Linked DNA regions of Homo sapiens: region 1 is linked to region 2. Evidence: chromatin loops called from intact Hi-C (ENCODE). Cell type or tissue: PC-9. All regions are shown on one strand. Each heading gives the region's core, and the rest is flanking DNA. Links, peaks and the distances in the headings are about the cores only.

Evidence for each region. A loop is a pair of places that touch in the nucleus more often than their neighbours do. Peaks named below come from ENCODE experiments on the same cell type or tissue, not always from the same donor. Only the 100,000 strongest peaks of a DNase experiment are listed, where the experiment ranks them.
Region 1: a loop joins it to region 2, with 9 times the contacts of the local background. A loop is called at or near these places in 4 of 110 quality-filtered maps.

Annotation. Positions count from the first base shown.
Region 1 is chr9:115,156,826-115,167,173 of GRCh38, forward strand. The region is part of intron 1 of DELEC1 (deleted in esophageal cancer 1); the gene reads left to right. It overlaps LOC124902257 (a long non-coding RNA gene), which reads left to right and starts at 569. Exons shown (of 2, transcript XR_007061748.1): 1 at 569-890. In PC-9, for the core only: no CTCF peak of the experiment used is centred there; a DNase peak (open chromatin) is centred at 7,936.
Region 2 is chr9:115,020,403-115,030,750 of GRCh38, forward strand. TNC (tenascin C) reads right to left here. Exons shown (of 28, transcript NM_002160.4): 24 at 9,852-10,003; 25 at 8,958-9,054; 26 at 6,132-6,293; 27 at 3,571-3,734; 28 at 1-865. The coding sequence ends at 755. Among named protein-coding and RNA genes, the nearest start is that of TNC, 93 kb to the right of the region's middle. In PC-9, for the core only: no CTCF peak of the experiment used is centred there; a DNase peak (open chromatin) is centred at 4,829.

The DNA.
Region 1 (10,348 bases), core at 6,919-9,418, 140 kb after region 2:
CAGTCATGTGCATTCCCACAGAGAAGCCCAAAATCAATATTGGAGTCTCTCTGAAATACCTGAATCCTTAATGAGGTCCCAGCACCTTGGACCTTTGCATAGTTTTGGCTAGAACATCTTTGTTCCTGTGACTTCCCACTTAGGTTCAACTCCAAAATATCTCTCAGATTTCAACTTGAAAGTCCCTTCACTTCCTCTGGGGAATCTTGCATGATATTCCTTTTTTTTCTTTTTCCTTCCTAGCTCATTATCAAACCTGACATCTAGTAATTGTAGTTGCTATTAGGCAGTGTCTGTTTCATTTTTAGGTGGTTACTAGACTTTGAGCTCTTTGAAGACAGGGATTGAGTCTCACTCATATTCTCTTTTCTTGAATTCTTTCCTTTCTTCCATAAATAGTACGTGATTTTCCACTTTGGGCCAGGCACAGTATTCTTAACGTGCTCATATCTTCATGCCTAATATGGTGCCTGGTACAAAGCAAGCAATAAACATGAATGATGGAATGAGTCAACCAGTGAATCAAAGGTTTAGTTCAAACAAGTTAAGCCCTCCCTATGGTCTAGGAGCTTCGAGAGGATCAACACCTTTTCTAACTTTTGCTTTTTACCATATTCTAGTTCCTTTTTTGTTTCACCCTCTGACAGAGAGAAGCTGAGTGGGAACAGGCTGCCACATTTTTGTAGGATATATCATCCAACTGGTGAATCACCCAGGCCCTTGATTTGGCTTACTATTTAACTTTTTTTTTTTTCTTTTTTTTTTTTAGATGGGCTGTCACTCTGTCAACCTAGGCTAGAGTGCAGTGGTGCAACTTTGGCCTGCTGCAGCTTCAACCTCATGTGCTCAAGCAATCCTGCTACCTCAGCCTCCAGAGTATGGGACTACAGGTACAGTCCAGCATGGCAGGATAATTTTTATATATTTTGTAGAGACGGGGTCTGTCTTTGTTTTCCAGGCTGGTCTCGAATTACTGGGTTCAAGCAATCCTCCGGCCTCAGCCTCCAAAAGTGCTGGGATTATAGGCATGAACCACCATGCTCGGCCTATTTGACCATTTTAATGTTCTTATTAACTTGCTCTCCTGGGTGGTAGGAAGATCATGGCATGGAGTCCAAGGTTCTCTCACTTGCAAGTGTCCTTTGTGCACTTCGCTGAGTGTCCTTGTCCTCATCTGTAAAAAGGAGATGGTGATATTTAGTCTTGTGAGAAACTACTTGAGAGAAGTATTATAAGTACCTGGTTACTTGATGTAGTCCTTGGCAAAGGGTGGATTCTCCAAAATTATATCTTCCTATTTCTTTCATTCAACACCCACTCAGCCAGGATAAGACCATACCAGAGCAAGGAGGGGGACTATAAATAACAGCAAAAGGACAATATCTGCAGAGAAAGTAGGGAGCTGGAACACTGACTAAAGGAAAGTTTTCATATTACCCTGTGAATTGTTGGACAAATCATTCATTGTTTTTTGTTTGTCTGTTTGTTTTTTGAGACAGAGCCTCACTCTGTCATCCAGGCTGGAGTGTGCAGTGGCACAACTTCGGCTCACTGCAACCTCTGCCTCCCAGGTTCAAGTGATTCTCCTGCCTCAGCCTCCCAAGTAGCTGGGATTACAGGCATGCGCCACCACGCTCGGCTAATTTTTTTTTAATTTTTTTTTTTTGAGACGGAGTCTTGCTCTGTCGCCCAGCCTGGAGTGCAGTGGTGTGATCTCAGCTCATTGCAACCTCTGCCTCCCTGGTTGAAGCGATTTTCCTGCCTCAGCCTCCTGAGTAAACTGGGATTACAGGCATGTTCCACCACACCCAGCTAATTTTTGTATTTTTAGTGGAGACGGGGTTTCACCATGTTGGCCAGGCTGGTCTTGAACTCCTGACCTCAAATGATCCACCCACCTCAGCTGCCCAAAGTGCTGGGATTATAGGCGTGAGCCACTGCGCCTGGCCTGGCTCATTGTTTTTATATATAAAACTTACATATTTTCTTTCCTATGGGAGTGTTGTGATTACTAAATGAGAGAATGAATGCGTAGTCATTCTTCAAGGGATTGTCACACAGGGAAGCTTCAATATGTTTGGGTAACAGTAATATTATATGATCCATTTTCATTTCTATCAATTTGGTCAGCTAAACTGTACTTTAATTCTGAGATTCTTTAACTCCGACAGCTGGTCCAGACTGGCATAGGTCCTGGGGGCAATGACAGAGTCCAGATGTCCCCATGGGCATGACTTGCAAATTATGTACTTTGACAGAATATGGTGAGGACAAGAACCAGACCATGCAGCACTATTTTCACGCCAGCTGCAGAGTCTAAATGTGTTTCCTGACACCTCAGAACCTTCTTGGGGGAGGGCATTCTGGGCTGGGTGATGGGACATGCTGGGATTTTGTTGCTCTCCTTCCCTTGTGGGTCTTAATGGAAAAGCTAAGTCACCAGCAACAGAGAAATAGCGGTGTCAGGCATTGTTGAAACTTTCCATGTATTCTCATGACACATCATTTCCAGTTATAAAAAAGAGTGGAGGTGTTGGGCTCTGTTGCCTAATCGTGGTAAGAAGTCCCTTTTACTAGAATGCATTTTTTCATCACAGCATCATGGTCAATGATCAACCATGTGAACTTGTGTAAGTTGCATAAACTTTTCAGTATCTTGACGTCTCTGTGGGAAAAGATGGAGGCCATATGTGGGAGAACAAAATCATGATTAGAGACATGGGAGAGAATAGGGCTTCAGAGTGCAGCTCCACTTCAGACCAGTGCATGGCATAGTACACATTGCCTGAACTCTCTGAGACTCAGTTTTCTCTCCTGCTAAATGGAAGTGATAGTTGGTCCATTTTATGGAGCCGATGTAAGGACTAAAAGTTATAATGCATATAATGTCCTTTGTCTGGCACACATTAAAGGATCAACCCACTTCTGCTACCATTATTATTAGGAACAAATACTTACTAAGAACCTACCATATTCAATATCACCTGAGTGCATTTTCATATTCAATTCTCACAATGACACAAGGAGATATTATCCTAATGTTGACTGTGAAAAAAATTAGACCTGGAGGGTTCAAGTCACTTGCCCAGATTCACATGGGTGTGAGTGGCAGAGTTGGAACTTAAACCAAGAATTTTTGATACCAAAACCTATTGATGATCTTTCCACTGAAAGATACTGACTAGATGTCACCTTGCTTTCCCTGTCAAATGCTAATCAGAGATCAATGACTAATCAAATGGAACTAATTAATTCTGAGTCAACAAATATTTATAGAGCCCCTGGTATTTGCCGAGTGCCATGGAGATGAGAGCTACCATGGACAAAAGGATGGTCACCCAATCCTCGGTGGTACAGGACTTCTGTAAATGCCCCAGGAGGTCTTCCCTTTTTCCCAGGTTGATGCCTTCTGAATCACTTCTGTCCATTCACTGCTTTGTCAGCAGCAGTTTACTTGACTGTTACCTTGGGTAATTCCTTGAGCTTATTTATTTACTATTTTTGAGATGGAGTCTGACTCTGTTGCCCAGGCTGGGGTGCAATGGTGCAATCTTGGTTCACTGCAACCTCCACCTCCCGGGTTCAAGCGATTCTTCTGCCTCAGCCTCCTGAGTATCTGGGATTACAGGCATTTGCCACCATGCCCAGCTAATTTTTGTATTTTTAGTAGAGATGAGGTTTCACCATGTTGGCCAGGCTGGTCTCAAATTCCTGACCTCAAGTGATCCACCCACCTCAGCCTTCCAAAGTGGTGGCATTACAGATGTGAACCACCATGCCTGGCCTCCTTGAGCTTCTTGAGAGCAGGCACTGGATCTTTCTTCTTTGCTACTTTCTCTGCAACACACTGCCTGGTACATACTAAATGCCAAAATCTTATTGACAGGCTTGCAGCGAGGAATGAGCATCTACCTTGCTGGTTAGATTGCTTTTATCCAGAGTGGTGATCCCTGGGGAGATGTTTTGCACTTGGCCTCGTGGCAGATGGGTAACAAGTGCTGGATCCCAGAGGAATGATGCATTCAACAAGTCCTGAGTTTTATCTATAGTGCCATGCAGTGAGTTCCTCCTGCTCCTACTGCCATGGGCCTTGGGATGCACCTTGAGCACTGACCCCACCTTGTCATGCTTCCTATGTGATAAGTTTCCTTCTGCAGCCAGATAGCTCTTTGACTCAATATTACATCAGTATTATAAACTGAGTAATTGTGTTTTCCTTCCTCCAATCAACATGTTGAAGTCCTCCTTCCCAATGTGATGGTATTAGGAGGTGGGGCCTTTGAAAGGTAATTAGGATTAAATGAGGTAATCAGGGTGAAACCCTTATGAATAGAATTAGTGTCCTTATAAGAGTCATGAGAAAGCTTGTTTTCACTTCTGCCATGTGAGGACACAGAGAGAAGATGATCCTCTGTGAACCAGGAAGAGAGGGCCTTCATGAAATTCTAGATCTTGGAGTTTTTGATCTTAGACTTCTCTGACCCCAGACTATAAGAAATAAGTATTTTTTGTTTAAGCCACCAGTTTATGGTATTTTTGTTATAGCAGCCCAAATGGACTAAGACACTCAGAAACCTTCCTGTGGCCTCCTGGAAGACCTTTACTATCCTGCAATTTCTCCAGGGCTGTCAGAAATTTAGACTTCAGTGTGGTTCCAGAACTAGTGTGCAGAAATATAAGGCAAAGCTCATAACCATCCTCCAGTGTTCAGGCTCAGCATAAGCCCTCTAGGAAACCTTTGTACCTTTCTTTGGGCCTCCCCCACCATAGCCCTCATCATGCTATGATTAATTGCTCAATTATCTTTCTCTCTACATTGTCGGTTATTTTTAGCTTTAATTAGTTTGCCAGATAAATGTATCAGCTACAAGCCCTTAGAGGACTTAGAAGTCTGGAAACTTTGGAGAAACTGTTTATAGGACTGGCAGTTTCTGATGGAGAACATAGGAAGTAGAAAGAAAATATCTGGGTAGTCTTTGGATATTCCCCAGTGAGGGTCTCTGAGACTGATATGATTGAGCAGCTTTATGAATAAGACCCAAGAGGAAAGGCTGGAGAAAATGAGTAAAACAAAGGGAAATTTTACGTACGTTTTTTTGCCCATGAGCTAGTCATGAAAGGGAGAATCAAATGTGATCTCATCAAAGATGTTCCCCCTTGAGATCATAACTATATATATATATATATATATTTTTTGAGACAGCCTCTCTGTCACCCAGGTTGGAGTGCAGTGGCATGATGTCGGCTCCCTGCAACCTTTGCCTCCTGGGTTCAAGCGATTCTTGTGCTTTAGCACTGAGTAGCTGGGATTACAGGTATGAGCCACCACACCCAGCCCATAATCATATATTCTTAAGTGGGTGTGTGTGCATAGGTATGTGTGCATGTGTTTTGCTTTTCAACCTAAAAGCGATCATACAATATGTCAACAGCCTTGTGTGTTAAGCACAACAGAGTTCCTCTCATTCGTAAATGAAGAGTCTGAGGCTTGAGACTTGGTTTGCCCAAGTCCAGTAGCATTAATACAGGCAGCCAGGTCTTCAGATAGCTGCCCAATTCCCTTTTCGCATCTCAAATATGTGAGGTCTTCAGACACCTTGGAGATAATATTTGCTCTCACCTCTTTCCTCAAAGAATTAAATGTGACTTGCCATCTTGAGTTTTGTTACAAAAGATTGTAATGCTATTCAATAGTGGTATCATATGTTATTTACCATGGAAAAAGATGGCAAAAACTCCCCCTGAGGAACTGCACTAAAAGTAAAAGATCAAGACCAAGGGAAGAGAAAATACAAATATTCGAACCCTATGTATCTAACATGATTAATATATCCGAGATACATATGCGGCTCTGGTTACCAGAAGCCAAAGAAGAAAAGGGAAGAAGATTCATTTATTTGTCCTTAGGAAAATAGCAGTTCCCCAGTCAAAGAAATATTTTGCAAGCACTTAGATCTCAGAGAGGTCATTTAAAAGGCCTTTAGCATTTATTCAACAAATACTTATTTACTAGCTACTATGTACCAGGCACCATGCTAAGATATGAATATACATAATGAAGAAACAATGTCCTTGTTTCTGTGAAGCCAAGTCTAGTGAGGGAGAAAGATGTTAAAATTATACTCTTCTATATATTATGATATGGTCAGTGATATCTTTTGGCTCTGCGTCCCCACCCAAATCCCACCTTGAATTGAAATAATCCCCACATGTCAAGGGCAAGGCCAGCTGGAAGCAATTGGATCTTGGGGCAGTTTCCCTTATGCTGTTCTTGTGATAATGAGTGAGTGTCACAAGATCTGATGGTTTCATAAGTGTCTGGCATTTCCCCTGCTTGCACTCATTTTCTTTCCTGCTGGCCTGTGAAGCAGTGCCTTCCACCATAATTGTAAGTTTCCTGAGACCTCCCCAGACATGTGGAACTGTGAGTCAATTAAACCTCTTTTCTTTATAAATTACCCAGTCTCCAGTATTTCTTCATAGCACTGTGAGAACAGACTAATACAGTCAGTAATGGAAAAGAGTAAGATGATGGGAGAGAATTTGAAAGGATTTGGTTTAGCTAGAAGATAGCTCTTGTTAAAGTGATACTATAGCTGAGATTGAAAGCTAACTAGGTTTTAAAAATTTGGAGCATTAAGAAGAATAGTGTTCAGCAAGAACAGCAGATGTGAAGGTCCCAAGTCAAGTACAAGACTGATGTATTCCAGAAACTTTTAAGGACAGTGTGTTAGTGTGAATTTCAGAGGCCAAGGAGGAGAATAGTCTGGGATGAGCCCTGAGAGTAGCAGGAGCCCAGTCCCCTTCCCTGCAGAGCTTTGCTAATGTTGGTGAGATGTGGTCTGGAGAGAGACATTAAAACTACTGAAGGATTTCAAGAGAGAAAGTGGCTGTCAGATTTGCATTTAAGACTATTGCTCTGGCTATTGGAAATGATAGCAAGAAAAGTGGGTGAAAACAAGAGTGCAAGTCTGGAAACTAGAAGGAGGTTATGGAAGAGGCACCTTTGCCAGAGATTAGGGTGATCTGGAAATACGATAGAAAATAGACATTCTAGGACGGGCACAGTGGCTCACGCCTGTAATCCCAGCACTTTGGGAGACCGAGGTGGGTGGATCACGAGGTCAGGAGATCGAGATCATCCTGGCTAACACGGTGAAACCCCGTCTCTACTAAAAATACCAAAATTAGCCGGGCGTGGTGGCGGGCGCCTGTAGTCCCAGCCACTTGGGAGGCTGAGGCAGGAGAATGGCAGGTGAACCCAGGAGGCAGAGCTTGCAGTGAGCCGAGATCGCACCACTGCATTCCAGCCTGGGTGCAGAGCAAGACTCCATCTCTAAAAAAAAAAAAAAAGAAAAAAGAAAAGAAAATAGACATTCTAGAGTTAAAAACTCAACAAGCTTGATGCAACCATCTTGTTTCAGGGGAAGGCAATTACTGCACAGAGAATAATCATGGACAATGCCCCTCAAACCTCCACATCCCCAAAATCAGGACATATAGAAGGTTGGAGCAAAAATATAACCTTGGCTAAAATAATTAATAGTGTTCTTCTTGATTCAATTTGCAGGAGACATTCAGAGAAAATATCCACACTCAAAACTGAAATATGAGTGCCACACAGTCATTGCAGCTCACATCTGGGAATTTTCACCAAGCAACTGAAAAAAAGGCTATTTTCAGTTCTTTCATATGCTCTTTTTGTCATAAGTTGGGTTCGGGGGGTGGGGTTCAGAACCACAGTTGCTGTGGTGAGAGAAGCAAATTTGACAGCTTCTGGCAGAGCAAAGCACAAGTATTTCCTGCAGAGTTTTTCAAAGTAAATGGGTCTCCCTCCCTGGGCAGATACTGGCAATCCTTGATGACTCACTTCTGAGGGGCTTAGCCCATCAAGGATTCAAAGAGAGGGAGAGGCCTGGCACCAGGCCCAGTGCTGGTGACAAAGTGGCTTCTTGCCTGCTTTTTTGTAGTTGCTCCAGTGGGCACATCTGTGCCCGGAATTTGTCATGAGACAATGAGGGTTTGTTCCCTGTATCCGAAATGATGACTTCATGATTCTTTTATGGCAGAGTAAGAGTTGGAGCAGAGGAGATAGAGGATTAATGGAGTTAAAGGAGCATATTACAAAGATTGAGTTTCATATTGGTTAAGATCTGGAATGCTTTCTATCTGGCAAACTGTAAAATCCAAAGCATTAATTACATTGACAATAAGGACCCAAGTGTCCTCCCATTTAGCTGTTTTCAAAAGGTATTATGAGTATCCAAGCTGTCAGGGTGATGTGTGTAGACTTTTTTTCCTTTCCTGTGTCAAAAGCATGATGTTGAGCAGTGGCTTTTAACATTTTTGACAATAACCCATAGTCAGAAGTACCTTTTTTTTTTATTGTGACTCTCAACACACACATGTAGTGGAAAAAGTTTAATAAAAAATACCACTGCAATAAGTAACACACACAGTTTCTATGATATTTTACTTATTAAATTATTTCCTGTGTAAAAATGTGCCTGTGACCCAGTAGATTGTTTTCATGACTCTCTAACAGGTTGTGACCTGCAATTGGAAGACATAGATATTGAGGAAAGAACACAGGTCTTGGCTGTTGAGGCTCATGACCTACCTCCCCAGCTGTAGGAGATTTTTCTGTGCTTTAGTATATGAGTAAGCATGAGAGAGGTGATGCTTCAGTAATACACACTCCCAACATTTCAGTGGCTTAAAACAACAAAAGTTTATTTCACACTCATGCTATAATGGAGGCTTGACTCCATATGATGCAGAGATCCAGGCTGCAGGAGCCTTCACATCAACCCTACTTTCTCCTCATCTGCTGCAAGAGCAATTTTACTTCTAGCTCTGACTCTTTTTTTTTTTTTTGCTGTATGGAGCTGGGCAAGTCATAGAACCAGGGCTGACTTTATGTGCATGTGACTTAGGCAGTTGTATAGGGCCTGGTGCTCAGAAGGGCCTTGTGGCTTGGCTTACTACTCTGCTGTCACTGCCTTGAAAGTCTTAATAATTTTTTAACAAGAAGGCTCTTTTTGCACCAGGCCACACAAATTATGTAGGTCATTTGCATACAATCTTTTCTAAGTCTCCATTTCCTCATCTGTAAAATGGGTTAATAGAGAAGAACTCATAGCATTCTTAAGAGGACTAAAAGAAAGAGCATAGTACATACACATGTAGTTTTCAACTTGCTGCCTTTATCTTCAGTAGTACCGCTACAGAAAACTTTTACTTAATCAAGTTAGACTTCTCACCTTGAAAAGCTGTACTTCCTTATGTTGCCCTCCCTACTCCCTTCTGTTTATCTAAATTTTGTTCATTATTCAGGGCTCTACTCTAACACCTCCTCAGGGTCCTCTTCCATGACTGTCCAAGCTGTTTTCAGAACCCCTACCCCATTAATTGTGGATCCCTTCTTTATGACTCACTTACTTTTGTTTCCTCTTCTCCTTTGGACCCTTCCTTGGTTAGGATCCCTCCTACCTCGCCTGGAACATTAAACAGCCTCCCCATTAGTAACCCTTTTAGTAGCCCCTCTCCAGTTTGCCCTCCAGTTCCACTCTCCATCATACCAGGGTCATCTTCCTGTTACCCCGAAATGTCTTTTCTATCATGCCATTTCAGTTTTCAGAGACTTCAGTGGCTCTTCTCACCTAAAGGGCACTGCCCTTAGTCTTGCATTTAGGATCTGGCTCTCAGGCCACATTTTGGGTCTCATTTTCCTCCACTCCACTCACACACTGCTCCTGCATTCCTGCTCTACACCATCTCTGGAATAGAGCTTATTCTCCTGCCTTTGGTTCTTTGTACATTCTCTTCCTTCTACTAAGATGGCCTGCCACCATAGGCGTGGTGGCTCATGTCTGTAATCCAATCACTTTGGGAGGCTGAGGCAGGTGGATCACCTGAGGTCAGGAGTTCGAGACCAGCCTGGCCAATATGGCGAAACCCTGTCTCTACTAAAAACACAAAAATTAGCTCGGTGTGGTGGCTCGCGCCTATAGTTCCAGCTACTCAGGAGGCTGAGGCAGGAGAATCACTTGGACCTGGGAGGTGGAGGTTGCCGTGAGCCGAGATTATGCCACTGCACTCCAGCCCGGGCAACAGAGGGAGACTCCATCTCAAATATAAATAAATAAATAAAATGGCCTGCCCCAAGATTTACCCCACACCCCTGAAATAATCCAATCTACCTTTTACTGCTTGGCTGAAATCCTATCTCCTCAAAGACCTCCTGTGCCAGCTCAGGATGAAAAGTCTCCCTTATTCCTTGGAATCCCTATGGCATTTCTTAGAATCTGACATATATCCTGTATGTGTGGGGCAATTCCCCCAACAT
Region 2 (10,348 bases), core at 3,839-6,338:
TAGTCTCCTTTCCACCCCTCCCACTTGACCACTATCCCTACTTACCTTTCCTATCCCAACATTCCCCGCTTTGTTCAAATGATTGGCTTTGGTGAAATTCAGACTCAACAATTCAAAGCAAAATAACAAACTCAAAAGTACTTGTGCTTTTATTTAAAAAAAAAATACAATCAGGTACTGTCCAGAAATGTTTTGGAAAGAAAGATCTCTTGAAAAATCCTTAGTTTTCATCATCATCATCATCATTATTATATTAATAATATTAATCATATCCTTAAAATGGAAACAGTATTGCTTTTCTGGTTTCTGTTGTATGAAATGTAAAAAAAGGGATGGCTTCCAATGACACATTTAATCTTTGCTAACAAAAATAATGACAATTAATTATACAGCTTCATGTAAAATACGGCTGGTTCTAAAACAAACTACCCCTGTACATCCTACCCCTCTCCCATTCCCAGAGCCACCTAAGAGAAGTAAAAAACTATTGCGATGTTGTCACTGGGAGATTTTTGCTGAATCAAACAACAAAACAGAAACATGTTGGAGACTGATGTCTTTGGTGCAAAGAAAGAAATCACAGAGGAGGTGAGGCCCATGCTGTTGCCGTTGGCCCCAGGGATCCATGGTCAGCTTTGACTCTCACCAAATGCCCAGGTGTGGACCGATGGTTGGGCTGGTTGTATTGATGCTTTGGTAAAATCCTTTCCTCGCTCTGGGCCTTATTCCTCTCTCACCCAGTGGTCCCTGGAATTTATGCCCGTTTGCGCCTGCCTTCAAGATTTCTGAAGTTGCTTGGTCTCAGCTTCATCTCAGCAAACTGGATTGAGTGTTCGTGGCCCTTCCAGTGGAACCAGTTAACGCCCTGTTAAAAAAAAAAAAGAGAGAGAGAGAGAGAGAGAGAAGGCCTCCAGGTTGGTTACTGTTAGGCGAGGTGTTCACTGATCATTGCTATTTAGTCATTCAAACTAAATGAGTTCTGTTTCAATTTGACCATTTGGTATATCACAGCTGCCTCTTGCCTATCTCTCTGTTGGTCTGGGTTGTGGAAACTTTCAAAGGAACTGGCTGAATCTGACCCAGTTTTTCACCTGAGTCAAGAGTCGCCTGAGTTTGCATGGAGCTTTGGTCTTTCCTCTTGAGGCAAAATGGTGGCTGATGAAATCTGCCGTCCTTAGGAATAGGTTCTGAAGGAGTTCAGGTCATTATTAGAAGTTCTAGAATTGAATAGCTACATACATGGTGTGTGTGTGTGTGTCTGTAATTCACGAGATTCCTATGGAGTATTTTGATAGGGGTTTGGTATGGAATAGCAGAACGAACAGCTCAACAAAACACAGTTTTACAATTTGACATATAGGGTTAAATATCAGTGTTCTTACTTGAGAGATAAATAGTCTTAAGTTCTCAATATCTTCTGAGCCTCGGTTTTACTATTTTTTTTTCTTTCTTAAGATCTGATAATGTTAGCCTTGAAAGATGAGATGAAGATTAAATGAGTTTGTAAAGGAGCTATCACAGAGCTGGGCACGTCGTAGGTGCTTGGTAAATATTACTTCCCTAGTCTCAAGTAGGGGGAAATATCCTTGAAATTTTGGCCAAAGCTTTCTACAAGAAAAAACTGTATCTGTGTCTTGGCTTCCAGGTTTCAACTTTGACTCTTCAGCGAAGTCTGCAGATGGTAGAGTCAATCCATGAAACCCCACATGGCCCCTTGCCCCACTGTGGGGAAGTTAATGGCTAGTGAGATGGGAAAAAAATAGAGACACTTTATTTGCTTCTAATTGTTTGGCATTCACTGACATGGGCAGTTTCTGAGTCTTACAGGGATGTGAGGTTTAAGAATGGCTCATTCATTTCATGGGCAAATCCGCTTGTAATTACTCAGTTACAGTGAGTATGGTAGTCCAACAGCTTGGTGCACATGCTGCCTGCCTTTGCCCTGGTTCTTTCCTCTGATAGTTCAGGGTTGGAAGCCACGCCTTCTTGTACTGTGGTGGGCACTAAAGCCAGAGAGGGAGAGTGACTTTGCAGAGGCCACACAGCAGGAGGAGCAGAGCTGGAGCTGGGGCTCCCCTCCTGTGGCTCCTTTCCATGTCATCTCTTTCTTCTTCCATAATTGAATGGAAGGATGAAAGAGAGGCTTGCTTTCTAACATGTAGCTTGTTGGTTTTTTTTTTCTTTTCCCAGAAGAACTTTGTATTATACGAGTATTTTTGAGACAAGGCAATAAAGATGATAAAATAATGCTCAGAATGGAAATATTGATGAAATAACACAATAAGATGGAAACAACACAGGACTGCTGTCAAGAAATGTCCTGTGACTCTTGCCTCCTCTGTAAAACAGGCATGAAAAACCACATCCTAATTCCTGCACAGGGTAAAAATGATAAACCCTTGAGATACAGAAGGTAACAGTGCTTTGAAAAGTGCCAGAAATTATGTAAGGTAAGGTCTACACTTAAGGTCGCAGGTGTCATTTGCTAGCAGTTAATTAGGGCATAAACATGTGTATCAAAGTGACTAATATTGAAAAGCAACAGGTCCCAACACCTGCTGCATGTCAGGAATCGCTTGTGGAGTCTATCAACTGCCTCCCCCCTGACCCCACAACAACAAAAATGCAAATATGCAAAAAAAAAAAAAAAATGAGATGCTGTGTCTTGCCTGAGATCATTGAATCAGAATCCCTGGGGTTATCATAAAGTGGAATTTGGCCCTTTGCATTTTTATAAAGTCCTTGGGATTCCAGTGAGCAGACCTCATAAGCATCCTTGTGGTCCAGGGATCAGCGTGGTGTGGCCCCAAGGGAAGATCCAGCCCTCCTCCCAGGGATGGTGACTAACTTCTGTGGAGGGACCTGGGCAGGGGTTTGGTTATGATTAAGTGGCTAGTCCCACACAGCTTTACACTTTTCAGGAATGTGCCAGTGTAGGCAAGGCTCAGAGTAAGGGAGATTACTGAATTTGATCCGTTCGCCTATTTCTAAAAGGGATCGAAAAAAATCTGTTTCTGTGATTGTAGAAGTGCTAGAGGTGTGTGTGGTGCAGGGAAAATGCCAGGGGCTGGAAGTGGGGAGAGCTGGCTCTGCTGCCAACTTCACTCTGTGACCTCAGGAAAGTCAGCTTTTTCTGGGCCTTGGTTTCTTCACAAAAGGAGGAGATTTAAAGTCTGTGGACTTCATTTTAAGGTGTTCTTGGGATTCCAAAGATGCCCCAGGCCAGGGGTTCTGTGTCATCAACCCTGCTTCACCTAAATGGCCTCCACTTTTATCTGCTTTACTTTTGGGGTTCAGACAGAGATTTTGTCTGAGTAAAGCGTTCTGTTTTTGGAATCCATTTGACCAGTGTTTGTCCTTGGGACTGTCAAGGGTTAACCTGTGCTGTTTCTATTTTACCTGGCCTGCAGTGTCCTTGAGATTGCTCACTGCCTTGGGAAAAACATGTTGTCATACAAGTAAGGTTCCTGCCTCCTAGTCTCTGCTAGGATAGGGAGTTAAATTGTACTTCCATTAGCCCCCTCCAGCTTCCCAAGCTTGGCCTGCTCTGGGCCCTCACGGTCCACTCACCTGACTGTGGTTATTGTCCCCATATCTCCCCATCAGGTTGACACGGTGACAGTTCCTGTACCAGAAAGCCCCTTTGTAGGACAGAGCACAGTTGGTGATGGCTGAATCTGTGTCCTTGTCAAAGGTGGAGAAGGATCTGCCATTGTGGTAGGCCATGGAGTCACCTGGGAGAGACAGAAAATATGGACCTGAGAAATCTCAGCTGAAATTTCCCTCCTGGACAGTAAAGGGCAGAACCAGAGGTGACAATTGAAAGGTTCTGGGTGTGGGACTGGCCTTGAACATTGATCCCAGAGTCAGCATTGAATGCGGAACTGAATGGGACATGAGTGTCACCCCAGTACTTATTTCCGACAGAAGCAGCATAATGTGGTGGGAAGAGGGCTGTGGCTGGCTTTGGAGAGTCTAGCTTCGAATCCCATCTTTTCACTTTTTAGCTGTGACCTTGCACAAGTCAAGCATCTTGTTGAACCTCAGTTTTCTCATCTATACAATGGAACCAGCACTTTGATTCTATATACTGAGTAGTGCCATTGTGACAATAAAGGTGTATGCTAAACAGGTGGCATGGCATACAAATACTTACTATGATTGTTATTTTTATGACTTTTCTGCATTCCCTTTCTATAAAGACCTCAGAGAGTAAGGTGAGAAGTATGCATTTAATAATGGCATGCTTTTCTCCCACATACAAATATTTATTAGTCATAATTAAGCCCTTCAGACATTAGATGTCCCTAAATAGTCTCTGTATCACATAGTTACTTTTTAAAGTATTCATCAGACCATGTTCCGTGATTCTTAGACAAGAAGCCCATTAACATGTACTACTATTTGGAAATCTAATTTGTAATTTAATATATTGAATTTTTGAAGCATTTCAGTACCATTGCTTTGTGGGTCTCCTCACTCCCAATCCAGACAAGTGCTGTGCACAAACATTTCAAGACTCTGAGGCATTCTACCGTCATAATTTGGAGCAAGTTGTCAAAGGAACCCAGATACCTTTTTAACTGATGATGCTACCCAGAGCATGAGGACGGCACGTAGATATTAATGAAACAGGATGCTCTCCTGCAGAAGGCCTGGGTGCAGCCAAATCACACAAGAAAATGCAGCCTTACAAACGTTATCTCAGTAAAGGGAAATATTATGGCTCATTCCTCAATGGAAGCACAAAGAGAGAGGAACAGAGGCCACATTCCTGCTGCTTAATGAATTTGCTTGCCCTGTAACATTCTTCTTCTTGCCTGAAGCCATCTCAACCAAAGAGGTATTCATTTCCAGGTAATAAAATGCCAACATTCTTTGAGGGATTCAAGAACTAAAGCAATGTTTGCCCCTGGGTGTCTCTCTTTATTATCACTAAACTGCCATCTCAAAAGAGCTTTGTGCCTCCTTAGGCTCAGCCTGGCTTTGGCAACCTTTTATCTGGAGACTTTTCACCTTATGGATGTTTTCTTTCAGGGCTCAGGGAGGCTGGAAACGTGCCAAGCTTCTATCTCTTCTGCTCTCACAAACATAACAGAAAGCCACCCAAAGTGGGCATGGGTTGCATGGGGGTGGTCCACACTCTCAGTCCTGACCCTTCTTTGTCACTGAGAACATTGTCGGATGCAGTTTTCTGCAGCCAGGATTGCATCCACCTTCTACAAGCTGTTTTACCTTGGACAAATCACTGAGCTCTTCTGAACTTCTTTCCTCCTCTGTATAAAAACAACGTCTTCATAAAATGGTTTTATGAGGAATAAATAAGATGAATGCAGGTGGAATATCTACAAAAGAGGATGGTACCTAGTAGGGCCTTAATACATGTTGTTTCCTTATTTATTTCTCCTCTTATGTGGAGCCAGGAAACCACACAAAACCACTTCAAGTCCAAGAAATCTTCAAGACTGGAATGAAGGTTATGAGCCAGACAAGGAATGCAGGGGCCACTTGAGAGGTGAGACCTTCTATTTATGAGGATGCAGGCTGAGACTAGATGACCACATGGCAGGGATGTCTTGGAAGAGATTCAAGCAGCTAGGTGATGGAGTGGATGGTTTGCTACTCAAGCTGTGGTCCACAGACCAGCAACACCAGCTATATTGGCATCACCAGGGAACTTGGAGAAGATGCAGAATCTCAGCCCCATCCCAGACAACCTGTGTCAGCATCTGGAGATTCACAAGATCGCCAGTGGGTCCATACACCCAGAGTAAATTGAGAAGTGCTGGATTGGATGAATATTAAGGCCTTTGGGGAATTTTTTTTTTAATCAGTCTACAACTGATATCTAAAACTGGGTAAGAAAGACACACTTTTTTTGAAAGATGGTCATTAGAAATCAATCCTGATTGCCCTGATTCCCAACATACTCAATGTTTCAGGACCCAAATATCTACCCAACACTTTTGAATTGTAGTTTTTCTGGATTGGCACTCAGTAGGTACTTAAATATTTGTTGATTTAATAAATTGCTGGATTAATGAGGAAGGAATGAAAGTTAGAGAAATAAACTGTAAATGTCAAGAAGGTCTCCATGGCTTTGTAGGCTCTACGTGCAGCCACTACTGTACCTGCTGTCCCACTGTACCCCTCCACCTTCAGCTTGTAGCGAGTCTTGGCATCTCCCACGCTGAACTTGTCATAGACAGCAAAGGCTGTCTCCCCATGGTCCCGCAGGTCCACCCGGAGCTCGTACTGCCCCTGGGCTGTGATTTTGTTCAGGTTGTCCAGCCCTGTGGATGACAGGCAAGGGTTGCTAAGAAGCACAGGTGACTGAGGCCCTCATTTCTATTTCACTCTGTAAAAGCGGCAACTGGGTACACTTAAGACAGGGCCAACTGGGCCCAGTGGCTCATGCCTGTAATCTCAGCACTTTGGGAGGCAGAGATGGGGTGGGAGGGGGTGGGGGTGGGGGTGGTGGGAATCACTTGAGGTCAGGAGTTCGTTATCAGCCTGGCCAACATGGCGAAACCCTGTCTCTACTAAAAATACAAAAATTAGCTGGGTGTGGTGGTGGGTGCCTGTAGTCCCAGCTACTTGGGAGGCTGAGGCAGGAGAATCGCTTGAACCCGAGAGGCAGAAGTTGCAGAGAGCTGAGATTGTGCCACTGCATTCCAGCCTGGGTGACAGAGCAAGACTCCATCTCAGAAAGCAAAAAAAAAAAAAAAAGGGCCATATCACACAGGCCTGTGCTTGAAGCTCAGTCTTGTGCTTGCTGGAGTAATACTAGGCTCAGGTAAAATCGGGTTGACATTTTTGCCCCACTTCCAACCTCCCAGTGCATTAGTGAAGATCCAAGGAGATAAGGTGGTGAAAGTACTTTTTAAACTCTAAAGTGCCTTACAGGCCAGGCACGGTGGCTCACGCCCATAATCCCCACACTTTGGGAGGCCAAGGTGGGCGGATCATCTGAGGTCAGGAGTTCGAGACCAGCCTGGCCAACATGGTGAAACCCTGTCTCTACTGAATATACAAAAATTAGGAGGGCATGGTGGAGGGTGCCTGTAATCTCAGCTACCTGGGGGGCTGAGGCAGGCGAATTGCTTGAACCCAGGAGGCAGAGGTTGCAGTGAGCTGAGATCACACCACTGCATTCCAGCCTCGGCGACAGAGTGAAACTCTGTCTAAACAAACAAACAAACAAACAAATAAAATTTTGTAAAGTGCCTTACAAATGAAGGGCAATGAATAATATAGATAAATGTTTATTATAATATGATAAACATTTTCTGGGGTAGGCAGTGGTGCATAGAACAATGTTCTCTGCAGTTAGGTGGTTGGAAAGTGTGGATTGCATGGATGAATGGATGGGTGATAGGATTGTAGTGTTGACTTAGGAGATTCCAAATTTCAGCTCAACTGTTCATTGGTTAGACTCCTATGGGCAAACCACTCAGTCTTTTTGAGGCTGTGATTTTATCCATGCGAGGTGGTGAGGAGAGCAAAAATCACCTGGTGACCATCAAGTAGGACTCGGAGACAAAAACCCCTTAACTGAGGGATTTAAAGGTAATTAGGCTTCCGTATATCTCAAGCAAGCATCTGGTTCCAGGTTTATTTCCCAAAAATTTATAGGTAACTGGAACTTCTATACATCTCTGGAATACATGCATATCAAAACTCATTTTGCAACCCTTGCTGACATTAAGGCACCAAAATGTCTACAAATGTAATCATGTATCATGTTCTACATGGCTAATAGGGTCCAAATTATCCTTAAGCTCCTGCCTTAAGGTCCATAAATACCCCTAAGGAAAAATCCACTGCAGGGGCTGTAAGTCCTTTTGCAGCATTCTTTCTTTCTAATAAACGTTCCTTTTTCAAACCTATACTGTTGTTAGTAAATTCGTCTTACCAACCCACTAGTCAACCACTTCTGACACCTGACACCTTGCCCACCCGGTGGCAATTGAGTACTTTGTAGGGGTGCTATGGGGGTTAAATATTATGGCTCTAAGAAACCCATCTTAGCACCTGGAGCACAACCTGGGGCACAGGAGGGAAGATATCAATGATATCAGTGAGGAGGATTCTATGACTGGTCCAGAGAATGACTTAAGGCTAGGTTAACACATAAGGGCTGAGTTTTGGTTCTTCCTTAATCAGATTTTACTTTTTGTGAAAGGAAAATAAAATCTTGGGACCCCAATTTAACTCTGCCAATAGGAAAAAAAATAAACTGAAAGCCGAGTCATGGGAGAAACTGCCTCTCCTTTTGTCCCTAAGCAGATGCTACAGATAAAAGGCCAGATATCTCCACAGATAGTTATTCTATCTTCACTTTATCTTATGTAAAGTGCCGATTTACTGAGTGTGAGATGAATACAAAATTGACCATTCTCTTTTTTGTCATTCTGCTTTTTTCTTTTTTTTATCTTGCAACATGTGGATTCAGTAATGTGACCATATCCCTCCAGCCCACTTTTCCCCTTTAAATACTAAAGCTCTCAACATTATCTCTGAAAAAAAAAAAAAAAAAAAAAAAAAAAAAAAAAAAAAAGAAAGTCATGGACCACAGGTTGTTCCTGTGGCTTTCCCCCTTTAAACACTAAAACTCTTAATATTATCTCTGGAAAAAAAAAAAAAAAAAAAAGGCATGGACCACAGGCTGTTCCTGTGGCTTTGTGTTCTTTTTTTCTGGGCGTGTCCTTAACGTTGGCTAAGTAAACCTCTAAATTGATTGAGATCTGTCTCAGATACTTTTTGGTTTACATTTTGATGATTCAGAGCATTTAAATGATAGTCTTTTTCATTAAGAATTTGACATTCTGTGTCTGCCACCAGAAGTAGTTCTTCTTCCTCATCTCTTTCTCTCCCATAGGTCCCTGTGGGTTAGGAAAAGTGACAAGGAGGGCAGAATCAGGCATTTTAGATATAAACATGCAGGGCTGCATTACCAAGCCAGAATTCTTCTCTGCGGTCCCCAAATCCAGCAGCATATGCCTTCCAGTTTTGGTAGAAGTTCTCGCGTCCGTTTTTGCGTCTCAGGAACACCTATAAACATATCGATGAATCTGGGTGTACTTAAGCTATTGCAGGAAAGAGGGCATCGTTGTGAGAGGAAGGAGTGTGGCACTGTGGAGAGAGCATCAGGCTCCATTCTGTCCATCCCTAATTTGCTATGTAACTTTGGGTGGTCACCTGCCCCTCCTTAAGTCTTGGTGTTCTCACCTGAAAAACAGGGATTAAAAATACCACCCAGTTTTGGGTGATAATGATGTGTCAATGTAGGTTCATTGATTGTAACAAATGCACCATTCTGGTGCAGGATATTGATAATGGGGAGGTTGTGTGGGTGGGTGTGGGGTGTATATGAAAACTTCTGTTCACTTAATTGTGCCATGAACCTAAAACTGTTCTAAAAAAATAGAGTTTATTAATTCAAAAATACACTACCCAGCTCCTATGGTAATGGGGTCGGAATAATTCATCTTAAACTCTTAGCACAGTGCCTGGTAGATAATAAATGCTTAGTCAGTGCTAATTAATGTAAGCAATGGGTTCAATGATCAACTGTCATTTATACATCACAGAGTTGTTTGATGAGGATTGGATGAGATAAACTACAAGAAACTTATCTCCCCGTTTCAAAAAGTAGCCAGCGTGTTTCCCATTCTTTTGTTTAAGAGAGAATTCCTGAGTGCCTCTGTGTGACAGGCACTATCTTGCAAGGCCTCACACATGGGGGTGTCAGAGTGCATCAGGAGGAGATCACCCTCTTCTCCTCCCCTGCTTTGCCCTCTCCCTCTTCCCCTAGGCCTGAGGGCTCTGCAGTCCCTGGTGGTACTCACAATCCATCCACCCCCATCAGAGGTCATGTCACAGAAGACTTCCAGCGCCTCAGCCTTATCACCATTCAGATAAATGGTGTAGAGGCCAGAGGTCGTGTCTCCATTCAGCATTGCTTGGGAGCAGTCCTTGGGGAAGGGGTACAGGAGTCCAACTGTGGAATAAGGAGAAATGGTGATGCTCTCAGTGCAGGAGGACTGAGCTGGAGCTTAATTCTTAGCTTAACTCTATGGACTAGAATGCCTGGGGAATTTCCAGGTGCAATAATGTGATGCAAACAATTAAAAACTCATAGAAATGGGCAATCTTGGAACTATGCCTAGTAGATGGGTCTTAGAGCTGATGATCATAGCAGTTCTTTTTTCTGATCTGAGGACATTCATCTGAGGTTGTATCATGAGCTGTTTTCTTATTTATTTCACAGCCCTAGTATAAGAGCATCTTTAGGATACATTCATAGTTAGCATCTGGCATAAGATCTGGCAAAGGGGAAGCACTT